Regions from separate parts of the Homo sapiens genome. Here region 2 is linked to region 1. The links are chromatin loops, found by intact Hi-C in ENCODE. Cell type or tissue: stomach. All regions are shown on one strand. Region 1 overlaps MEGF6 (multiple EGF like domains 6). Region 2 has its middle 5.6 kb from the start of TPRG1L.

Region 1 (2,500 bases):
GTTCTTGGCCTGGCTGCCAAAGTGGGCCCCAGGTTGGCCGGCGTCCTGTGCCCACCCTGCCTTAGCGCTGGCTGCCCAGTGCCAACCCTGTTCAGGGAGGCAGATGCCAGGACCTCTGCTGATTTTGCCCATTTTTAAGATTCCTGGGGCGATACCCATGCCCCCCTTCCCATGGAGTAATGAATGAGGCTCTGCAAGCGAGGGGCTGCGTGCTTCTGGAATCTGTTCTCTGATGTGGCTGCCCCAGGCATTCCAGAGCAGGGCCCGGCCCTCTGGCCCGGTCAAGCCGGGGGCCTGGGCAGCATCACTGAGGCCAGGCTAGCCAAGAACAGGACAGTGACTGCAGGAGAAGGAGGTGACTGAGGTGCTGACAGCCTCCTAAAGTCTCCAGCCGGTGCTGGCCTCAGGGGTCTGCTACCCAGGTCAGCCTCAGGGGTCAATGTCTTCTCTGCTGAGAGCGCTGGGGGAGGTCACCCACCGTGGTGGGATCAGGGCTCTATGAACCTGCAGGGCAGTGGTCCACGGCGGGTCCTATAGCAGCTGACCCTGAGGTCTCAGGGAGGAGGAAGCTGGATCCCCACTGCACCCCATGAGAGTCCCTGTGCCGCTGGGTGTCAGGGTCCACAGTGCCTGCCCTGGACGGAATGCCGAGCGTGGCTGGAGCAGAGTTGGAAGGCACCTGGATGTCCACACGCACTTCTGTTCTTGGTGACGTGGCCACCTCCACTTGGGGGTCCCCTGCCCTCCTGGGAAACTGCAGTGGGCTTTGGCACACACAGGCCCCTGAACCCCTGGGACAGGGAATCCTGGACAGCCCCATGCCACTCTGTTTAACTGGGCAATTCAGGAGGTTCTTGGACACCGGGCACCCTGGTGCTGTGCCCCAGGTCCTACCATGGGGACCGTCCAGGGCCAGGCCAGGCAGCCCCGCACGAAGCGTCCTCCTCTCAAGCCAGGCACCGATAGGCTCCTGGTCCTGCTCCCTGGACCCCTCTTGGAAGGGGCCTCCTGCAATCAAGGGGTCCCCACCTCCCTTCTTGCCGCGTGCTCAGGGTGGGGCGCTGGCACCCCCTGGTGGCCTTGAGAGGCCAGAGCAGGCACCAGGACCCGGGGGGTTTTAAGGTCCAGCTAGGAAGGGAACTTGGTGAACTCTGGGGCAGAGTGGGGTCTGGGGATGGGCTCTGCACGTGTGTTTCTCACCCACTGCTGATGCCATCTCGGTGCCATGTCTGATAAACAAGGAGGCGCCTGGGGACGCCCAACTGCCCAGGCCTCGGGGACACAGTGGGAGAGAGGACGAGACCCAGGCAGGGGGTTCCAGGGTAAGAAGGGGGTACCTAGGGGGCTTCATTCATGCGTCCATCGCCGGACCCCACTGCGTGCCAGGCCCTGTGCTTGGAACCCACCAGCCAGTCCAGCAAAACCCCTGCCCTCCTGGGTCCGCGTCCTGGTGCTGGGACAGAATTGGAAGGAAAGGTGTAATTCAGCGGTGGTGCCTGCCGTAGAGAATGTCAGGATATGGGGCTGGAGAATGCCTCGGCTGGAGCGGGGCCATGGAAAATGTCAGGATACAGGCTGGAAAATGCCTCGGCCAGAGCGGGACCGTGGTAGTGGGGATGGCGGGGCCTCACAGGAGGGGAGGTCTGTCTGTGTGAGGACCTGGGTGGGCCCAGATGGGGGTGAAGGGGGCCCGTCCCCAGCTTTGGGGGAGCCTGGTGCAGAGTGGGTTTGTCCAGTGGGACACTCACCCCTGTTGCATGGCTGAGGGTTTTAAGGGAGTGGGGGCCATACCCCTGCTTTGGGGAGCTACCTCTGGACATTGGAGGTCGAGGAAGGCGGTCCAGTGAGGAGGTTGTGTGGCCACCAGGAGAGATGGTGGTTCTTGCCAGGGCTGGGCTGGTGGCCAGGGCAACCTTAGACCAGCACAGTGGGGAGAGGAGGCCAGTGCTGGGCACAGGAGAGGGAGGGGAAGCTTGGGCTCCAGTAGATGTGAGGGAAGGAACACGAGTATTAGGGTCACCCCGGCCAGACTGTTCCCTCTCCCTTCCCATGGGTCTTACAATGCAGTCTTTTGTGACCTCTGCACAGCTCCCCCAGGGCTAAAGACAACCCCCCGCTTTACTGACCCCTCCAGTAGCTGTTTGTCCAGGCAGTTACAAGATGAGGTTAACATCTGTTCACCTCGCATAACAAAGCTGGCAAAAAACATCTCTAGGATACAGTCAAGACACCTGCACCCCTGACTCAGCTCCCCCACCCCGACTCAGCCCTTCTGCACCCCCGACTCAGCTCCCCCACCCCGACTCAGCTCCCCCACCCTGACCCAGTTCCTCGCCCTATAAAGCCCTGCCATAGTCTGTAAGCAGGGCTGCCTCCTCTGCTGTTGTCAGGAGGTAGCCCGGCAGGACTGACAGTAAATCAGCTTGCCTGAACTTGGGTCTACTGGCCTCATTCCTTTCTCGGCTGTCCTTCCAATTATCCCTTACAACGAGCAGTTGCT
Region 2 (2,500 bases), 54 kb before region 1:
GGCTGGTCCCTACAAGTGCCCCAGTGGGGACTCCGTGTGTGGAGGCTCCCACCCCACATTTCCCCTCTGCATTGCCCTAGCAGAGGTTCTCCATGAGGGCTCTGCCCCTGCAGCAGACTTCAGCCTGGACTTCTAGGTGTTTCCATACATCCTCTGAAATCTAGGCAGAGTCTCCCGAAGTTCACCTCTTGTCTTCTGCACACCTACGGGCTCCGCCTGGGCTGTCCCTTGACCCCTTTTGGCCCTGACTGGAGCTGATTTTGCCCCCAAGGCCTCTGGGCCTGTGATGGGAGGGTCTGCCGTGAAGCTCTCTGAAATGTCTTGGAGACATTTCTACAGCTGATGGCTTGAATTTCTCCCCCAGACAATGGGTTTTCTACCACATAGTCAGGCTGCAAATTTTCCAAACTTTTATGTCCTGCTTTGCTTTTAAACATAAGTTCCAATTTCAGATCATCTCCTTGTGAACGCACATGACTGTACACTTTCAGAAAAAGCCAGCTCACATCTCAAATGCTTTGCCGCTTAGAAATTTCTTCTGCCAGATACCCTAAATCATCTCTCTCAAATTCAAAGTTCCACGGATCTCTAGGGCAGGGACAAAATGCTCCTAGTCTCTTTACTAAAATATAGCTTTGCTCCAGTTCCCAGTAAGTTCCTCATTTTCGTCTGAGACCACATCAGCCTGGACATTGTCCGTATCACTATCAGCATTTCGGTCAGAACCATTCAACAAGTCTCTAGGAAGTTCCAAACTTTCCCACAGCTTCCTGTCTTCTGAGCCCTCCAAACTGTTCCAACCTCTGCCCATTACCCAGTTCCAAAATCACCTCCACATTTTCAGGTATCTTAATATCAGTGCCCACTATCCTGCTACCAATTTTCTGTATTAGTCCACGTTCACACTCCTATAAAGAACTACCTGAGCCTGGGTAATTTATAAAGGAAAGAGGTTCAATTGACTCACCATTACACCCGGCTGGGGAGGCCTCAGGAAACTTACAGTCATGGCGGAAGATGAAGGGGAAGCATGGCGGCAGGGGTGACGGGGGCGGGAAGTGCCACACATTTAAACCATCAGATCTCCTGAGAACTGACTATCACGAGAACAGCAAGGGAGAAATCTGCCCCCATGATGCAATCTCTTCCCACCAGGCCCCTCTCTCGACACGTGGGGGATTACAATTGGAGATGACATTTGGGTGGGGGCATACAGCCAAACCATACCAGTCATATCACACGCACTGGGGTTAAGACTGGACTGTGCCTTTCTGGGGGACACATGTAATGATGTGTCACACGTGCATGATGGAACGTCCAGCCGGATGGCTGCTCTCTCCACACACACTGGTCGTGGGGCAGGGAAGATGGTTCGTGATTGGGGTGTGGCTGTGAGGTCCCGGGAGGGGAGCCCCTGAGTTTGTGTATTTCTTGGGGCTTTGAAGGAGCTATTTCCATTTCTGTCAGCAGGTGGCAGCATCACCCATGCGAGGTCTTCCAATTAGAGGGCGCAGCTTCACGCTGGGTGTGTGTATTCAGGCCCTACATGAAGTCATTATTTATCTTCCTGCCACTGGAAATCTCCGCTGGGAAGTGTGGGTTTTTATCTTAATTTCCACATGTTATGGTTTTGCATTTTACAAAATCAGTGGGTCCTGCCTGTGCCCTTGTTCTCCGATGGATGTGGGAGTCAGGGGGCCACGTGCCAAAGGGCAGCCCAAGGGTTTGTGTCCTCTAGGTGCCGGCACCAGCTCCCCCAGGTTGGAGGTCAGTGTGCAGCCTGGAGGCTCTTCCCTCAGGCAGGGTCCTGGGCTTCCAGAGACAGCTGTGCTTTGGGGGATGCACTTTGGGCTGAGGAATGTTTCTCAGCCTCTCCCTTCTCCATGGAGCCAGGGCTGGGGCTTGGCGGGTCCCAGGGCTGTGTACGAGGGCTGGCAGTGCTTGGGGCAGTCGTGAGCGCTCAGGTGGTGTCTTGCAGACACAGCCCTTACTCTTTGGCAAGTCATGACAGAAGCAGAAGCAACTTCCACAAATAAATGCCTCTCCCTGCCGGCGGGGAAGGGGCCTTTCGGATGGGTTTGAGGATCAAGAGCAGGCTGCGGGGAAGTAGCAGGGGTGTCATTCTCGTGCAGTTCTCAAAGGCTGAGTCGCGTTGATGGTAATTTCCTCCACCTCTGCACCCCAGCAGGAGGATGGTTTTGCGCTGCTTCCCACCTGCCCCTCGCCGTGTGGGGCCCAGGGTCCCCAGGTGGTCTCTCGGCCGTGGATCCAGTGGGAAGGCCTGGTCTCGAGGGGTGGGCTTCCTTTGGGTGAGTGGGACCCAGGAGGAGGCTGGGAGACTTCAGGTTAACTTGGGGGCCAGAAGGTCTTAAACAGAATGTTGCTGGGGACTGTGTGTCGGTTCTGGTTCTGGTCAGCGTGGCAGGCAGGGTGCGGCCCACACCGCTCTGACCTTGAGAAATGCAAGGGCTGCACTGCACAAAGCCTGCTGGACAGCAGG

The links. Hi-C counts contacts between places; a loop is a spot of excess contacts. Peaks named below come from ENCODE experiments on the same cell type or tissue, not always from the same donor. Only the 100,000 strongest peaks of a DNase experiment are listed, where the experiment ranks them.
Region 2: a loop joins it to region 1, with 3.0 times the contacts of the local background. A loop is called at or near these places in 90 of 110 quality-filtered maps.

The regions. Positions count from the first base shown.
Region 1 is chr1:3,563,984-3,566,483 of GRCh38, reverse strand. The region is part of intron 4 of MEGF6 (multiple EGF like domains 6); the gene reads left to right. Among named protein-coding and RNA genes, the nearest start is that of MIR551A, 4.4 kb to the right of the region's middle. In stomach, a CTCF peak has its summit at 1,070 (motif pointing left); a DNase peak (open chromatin) is centred at 1,063; H3K27me3 peaks cover 2,093 bases.
Region 2 is chr1:3,618,162-3,620,661 of GRCh38, reverse strand. It overlaps a transcript of MEGF6 not described here. Among named protein-coding and RNA genes, the nearest start is that of TPRG1L, 5.6 kb to the left of the region's middle. RefSeq lists enhancers at 1,262-1,311, 1,248-2,156. In stomach, CTCF peaks have their summits at 1,241 and 1,445 (motif pointing right); a DNase peak (open chromatin) is centred at 1,501; H3K27ac peaks cover 458 bases.